Linked DNA regions of Mus musculus: region 1 is linked to region 2. Evidence: chromatin contacts called from ENCODE POLR2A ChIA-PET data. All regions are on one chromosome and are shown on one strand. Each heading gives the region's core, a stretch centred on a gene start or an enhancer-like site at or near the end of the contact. The rest is flanking DNA. Distances are from core to core; before and after follow the strand shown. Region 1 holds the start of Sec23ip (Sec23 interacting protein). Region 2 holds the start of 9130023H24Rik (RIKEN cDNA 9130023H24 gene).

Region 1 (3,159 bases), core at 128-2,627, 510 kb before region 2:
AACATGACAGAAAGGAGACACTGCAGATACACATGCTTTCAGTTGTCTTTCTTCCCTTCTGCGGGAAACTCCCCTTAGTCCTCCAAGGAGGAATTATTTGGTGGGGAAAGCTCAGCACCTAACAAGCACCTGTGTGCTAGGCACTAAAAAACAGGACCCTGAAAATGAAAAGAGGTAAGAAGTTCACAGTCCACATGGAGGGGCAGAGTACTTAGCTCACAAGTATTTACACAACAATACGTGTGGGACACTAGATATAGAACTCTACAAAAATGAGACAGGGTATAGTGACGAATGCCTTTAATCCCAGCACTCAGAGGCAGAGAGGCAGAGGCAGGTGGATCCTTTAAGTTTGAGGCCAGCCTGATCTACACAGTGAGTTCTAGGACAGTCAGTACTACACAGAGAGACCTTGCTCTCAAACCCAGGGATAGGAGCTGAAAACATGAAATCTAAGCAGACAGGTAAAATGTCATGACTGAGGCCACACAGCAAGTTAATGGCAGTGCCGGGTCTGAACACAGTCTGTGCTCCAAACCACCAGAGAGAGACAGACGAGAAAGAGAGACAGAGACAAACGAGAGAGAGAGAGAGAGAGAGAGAGAGAGAGAGAGAGAGAGAGAGAGAGAGAAATCAGCCTTCCCAGATATACACAGAGCTTAATCAAAAGTGTAACGGGGGGGCTTTTACTAGGAGAGAGTGTATAGTCCTCTACAAGAGAGGCATTGTCTCCTCTGGAGAAACTTACTGTCTCCTAGGTGATGTCCTACCCTATCACCGGTGTTTCCCAGTAAGAGAGCAGCTTTCGGATTCTAGCAAAGGGTAACTGTCTAATTTAGCTGCGTTTTCTGCCAGCACCAGCACACCAGTGGGTGTTCAACAAACAGTTGCGCAATGACAGGAGTTCCAAGCCTCATCACCGGAGCCCCTCCTCCAGGATCCTCCAGTCCCTGGCCCTCTGAAAGCTGGTCACTGCTGACCCTGGCAAGCGACTCAGAGCAGGCGACACTCCTGTCCCACCCGCCTCCCGGGACAGACACTGGCCCCCAAGCGCCCTCGGCTCACTACCTCCGGGTAAGAGCAGGGAAGCCGGGGAGGCGGCGGCCTGCGTGACGGGGATGAAGGGCACGTTGAAGCTGAACTCCGTGGCCGAGGAGGAGAAGAGTAAGTTAGTGCCTGACGAGGAGGCGGACGCTCCGCCGCCGTTAGCCTTCCTATCCGCCATGGCTGCAGACCCCCGGCCGTTACGTGGCTCTGCGAGCCCGGTGCTGCACACAGACCGGAAACCGGTTAGCGAGGATGCCACCGCACTTCCGCACTTGCGCACAGGTGCCACAGGCCAGCGACTCCGGGATCGGTTTTCTTCCGGAATTTGACGCCGCCCAAAATCAATAAGGTGGAATCGGCTTCAGACCCAAGCCTATCACGTGACAGCCTCGGTCTCGCGAGACTGGGTCAGCCTCTGGAATCACAGCATAGAATAGAGAGGTGTGGCCGATGAATCCTAGCGTTAATTGACGCTCGAAGTCGCAGATTCTGAGATGTCCTGGACGCCCTGAGTTTCTCATGGAGTATCTGTTTTTGGTTGGTTGGTTTATTTGCTTGCTTGCGAGGCAGGATCTCTCTATGCTGCCCAGACTGACTTTTTATCCTCCTGCCTCAGCTCTTCCATTTCTGAGATTAATACCACCACACACTGCAATTCTTATATCTTTATGACAGGCGGTCATAAGAATTGGAAGTAAGAATTATTATCGGCTGGGTTCCTTTTTTTTTTTCAGTTACGTTTTCATGATGTTGCCTGGAATTCTCAAGAGGTCTGTCTGCCTCTTCTTCCCAAGAGCTTAAAAGGAGTGTGCCACCACTCCAGGCTACTATCTCCTTGAATGTGTGCATCAACAAAAAGTGCCTTTGGTAAGGCAGTTCCAAGTGGTAGACGATTTATGTTTCAAAGGGGCAGAGAAAAGATGTATAATTGCAACATTCTAGAGTTACTGCTGTAATTTAGGGTTTGGGGACCTATCTGCCTACTACCAGGTTTTGGCTGGAATAAAAACATTAAATTCTGGCAGTGTTGAGTTTACCTCGACAAGCATTTCAACGGGGCCAAGAAGTACAGAGCTTAGTAATGGGGAAACTTCTGGTGAGTCATAGATAACATGGCCTCAAACTGCTAAAAGCCATGCTAGACTAGAAGTTGGTCAAGAAAATTCTCTTTATCATAAAGAAGCAAGGCTGAGAACCATATACCAGAGAGTGATATATGAAACAGACCTGAAATCCTTCCTTTTTGGGTTTACAATCTGGCAAAACAATCAACTAAACACAAAATAATATAAATGGCAGGCTTTCCTTAAGTGTGTTTCCTGGAACACTGACATCATCTGGGGACAGAGATCTAAACATTCTAGGAAGAGCGAGCATGTATCTCTCTCCATCAGATCATTAGCGAAAAACTTAAGGAAGAAAAAGCTTCCCTGAGGAAGAAAAACTAAAGTTGAAACTTGAGAACTAGGGCTTCAAACCTCTTTATGAGTGCAGGGATCCCAGAGGACCAGCCCTGCTGTGGTGTTGCACACCTTTAATTCCAGCACTTGGAAGGCAGAGGCAGGCGGATTTCTGAGATCAAGGCCAGCATGGTCTACAAAGTGAGTTCCAGGACAGCCAGGGTTATTCAGAGAAACCCTGTCTCGAATAAAAAGAGAGAGAGAGAGAGAAGAGAGAGAGAGAGAGAGAAAGGCCTAAATTCCAAAACCATCACTTTGCATAATTAACTTCAACATATGATTTTTTTTTATTTTAAACCATAACAGGAAGGGGAAAAAAAACTAAAATAACAATTAAGATGAGAAAAGGGACAGAAGAGGGCCCAGAATGAGATATACCTTTTAAGGGCATGCCCTGAGTGACTGAGTGACCACCACCTCCTCCTCCTCCTCCTCCTCCTCCTCCTCCTCCTCCTCCTCCTCCTCCTCCTCCTCCTCCTCCTCCTTCTTCTTCTTCTTCTTGTTTTTTGTCTGTTTTTTCAAGACAAGGTTTCTCTGTGTAGCCCTGGCTGTCCTGAAACTCAGAAATCTGCCTGCCTCTGCCTCCCAAGTGCTGAGATTAAAGGCGTGTGCCACCACTGCCCTGGCTGAGTGAACTTCTTCTAATCAGGTC
Region 2 (2,858 bases), core at 95-2,594:
GGTAACTTGGCTTGAACCAAGTTAACTTTTATCCCTGCCAATCAAAAGGCAATACGGCCCAGCACAGCAGGCAAGGTTAGAGAGAACTTGGCATTCCATCAAGCCTACTGTCAAACACATTACTTGCAATCTATGCAAGTTTAAATATAAAAATGCTTCACTTTAAAAATTAAGATTTTTGTCAAAATTGAGATACAGGACAGGCAATGATGCAACTTTGTTCCCATCATCACCATAAGGAGGCGCCAAATCACCCGGTACACAGAAAGGCTGATCCTCTGCTGGAATTTGTTTCCTGTGTTTAAGTACCCACTTATGCTTGGAGTCTGGGCACTGTACATTTGAATTTCATTTTCTACTCAACTTCAATCCTGTCGGGTAGCTATTGTTATTACACAAAGAATTCTTGCTTTGGAGGGGTTGGGTGATTTGCTTGGTATGTCTGACTTTTAAACTCACTTTCTAACTTTTAAAACTACACTTTCTGGCCTCCTGCTCTTCCATGTGAAGCCTTGCACAGGGACGGGTACTGTCCCCGAGAAGCACCAAAAACAAAGTATAAGCCACTTGCTCAAAAGTGAGGCAGGAGTCAGTATCTACTTCTGGTCTGGGCAGGTCCAGGTCTAATTTATGGAGAGAGCAGTGACGTCACATAGCATCACACCTGAGGAGATGAGTGGCGCTGCACCATCACAAAGCATGTACTCAGAGGCCTGGCATAATGGAAGGGCAGCGCAGATACTGTGGGTTGGAACCTTTCTAAGAAATGGGGGCGGAGCACTTACCCAAAGGGAGAATGCCTCCAAGTCTCCGCACTTCGGCCCGGCACGCCCCTTCTGTACAGCAGTTGGCTAGAATGCTGAGCGCCAAATCCAGCGTCTTGCGCAGGCGCATTGGCAACGAAGGCGTCAAGAGCGACTCGGCAGCGGGGGCGTGGCCAGGGGTAGAACCAGCTGACGCAACCGACGAAGGGGCGGAGCCAGAGGCTGCTTGGGACGGGGCGGGGCCCGCAGCAGCCGTTCGGCGGAGCAGGGCGAGAAGGGGGCGGAGCCCGCCGCGTGCCCGGAAGCGCTCAATCCCCTCTGCCGCCTTGATGTGGCGCGTGCGAAGAGCTAAGAGCGCGCGGCCCAGGGGTGTCTCGTTGGTAGCTGGGTCCTTTCCCCCACCTGGCCCCTCCCCGGCCGCCGCCGTGAGCTGCGCGAGGCAAAACGAGAGCGAGTCCGTAAGGGCCGGTCTCGCAGCCGCCATCTTGGCCCGGGCCTCAGGCTCCGCCCCGCGTCTCGCCGGTACTCTGAGAGAGCGGAACTGGAAGAGGGGGGCGTGGCCAGGCTGCTCCTCGGAATAGCGCCGCCGCAGTTATCTTGCGAGTCGGAAGTTCAAGTTCTAGATTCTGGAACTCCGGTACTTGCACAGTCGCAGAAGACATGGCGAGAATGGTATTTATCTGTGGGAAAGTAAGAGGCGCGTGCGGTGCATGCTGGGATATGTAGTCGGCGCCAAGCTTAGTGCAGTTTAAGTGGGTGAGAAACTCCTCCCGGGGCCGAAGAGTGAACTGTTGCTCCTAGGATCAGACGCCCCGCGGTGGAGTCTTAGTGCTGTCCTGTGCTCCCCAACGTGACTTAGCCACTTCGCTCCCGGTACGTCCTTGTCGGCGACGTTCAGACTTGATTGGCAACCCTCAAAGCGCGGTGATCAATGGCTCCGAAAGCCGGACTGACAGACTCGCAGAACCCCAAGCCGTTTCAAAAGTGCTAAGTTCCCGACAGAAAGGTCTCGCCAAGCGAATGAAAGAGTTAAACCTACCGGGAAAGTTCGCTGCCACTTCCTAGAGTCTCTCGGGCTTGGGGACCTTTCCGTTTCCGGTACCGGCCTCCAAGCCTCCAGTGCCCCGTTCTCCAACTGTGCTGATGAGTTAAACGGGTGGCATTTAGGAAACCGAGCGCTTTTCGGCCGCAATGGAACTTGCGGCTCCAGAAGTGACCAGGGAGAATCTAGATGGGGCTAAGCTGCTGGAGAACCGGACGTCAAAATTCCCGGGAGCCCCCAGGTCGCCCCTGGATCGCGAGACCGCGCTACATGAGCGCCCCCTCCTGGCGCGGCCGGAACAACCAGCCCCCGTGGAAAAAATGCTGGACCAGCAGTACTTATGTAGGTCAGGCTCTGGCCCCAAGGAAGAAACCTTTGTCAAGACCAGTGATCCTGCAGTCCCCAAAGCTTTCAAGTGTAGGGATTGTGGGTTGGCTGTACCCAGTCTCTCTGATCTCATTCACCATCAAAGCAGCCATGGGTGTGACCGCCCTTACAGCTGTCCAGAGTGTGACAAAAGCTTCCGGCGTGGCTCAGATCTGGTTAAGCATTACCGAGTTCACAGTGGTGAAAAACCATACCCCTGCCCAGAATGTGGCCGTTGCTTCAGCCTCAGCTCTAATCTCACTAAACACCGTCGTTCTCACTCAGGTCTCCGGCCGCACAAGTGCATGGAGTGCGGAGAGGCCTTTGGTCGCAGTGCAGACCTAGCAAAACACCAGCGGGTGCACACTGGGGAAAAGCCCTATGCGTGTGCTGAGTGTGGAAAGACTTTCAGGGTTAGCTCCAACCTGATCCAGCACCAGCGAACTCACACTGGTGAGAAACCCTACCGCTGTGGCCTCTGTGGCAAGAGTTTCAGCCTGAGCTCTAACCTTTTACAGCACCAGCGCTGTCACACAGGCGAGAAACCCTACTTCTGTGCCTGGTGCGGAGACAGCTTTGGGCGAAGTTCCTATCTGCTAGAACACCAGCGTTCACACACGGGTGAGAAGCCCTACAATTGCTGTGAGTGTGGCAAGAACTTCACCAACAGCTCAAACTGCCTACGG

What was found. ChIA-PET counts read pairs that join two places held with the same protein, here RNA polymerase II (POLR2A).
Region 1: POLR2A ChIA-PET joins it to region 2 with 10 read pairs in Patski. The contact joins the promoter of Sec23ip here to the promoter of 9130023H24Rik in region 2. POLR2A ChIA-PET finds 5 or more read pairs at or near these places in 2 of 5 experiments (Patski and embryonic stem cell).

The regions. Positions count from the first base shown.
Region 1 is chr7:128,743,088-128,746,246 of GRCm38, reverse strand. It overlaps Sec23ip (Sec23 interacting protein), which reads right to left and starts at 1,377. Exons shown (of 19, transcript NM_001029982.2): 1 at 1,069-1,377. The coding sequence starts at 1,225.
Region 2 is chr7:128,236,517-128,239,374 of GRCm38, reverse strand. It overlaps 9130023H24Rik (RIKEN cDNA 9130023H24 gene), which reads left to right and starts at 1,344. Exons shown (of 1, transcript NM_177001.3): 1 at 1,344-2,858. The coding sequence starts at 1,956. Armc5 (armadillo repeat containing 5) reads right to left here and starts at 2,018. Exons shown (of 6, transcript NM_146205.2): 1 at 786-2,018. The coding sequence starts at 1,248.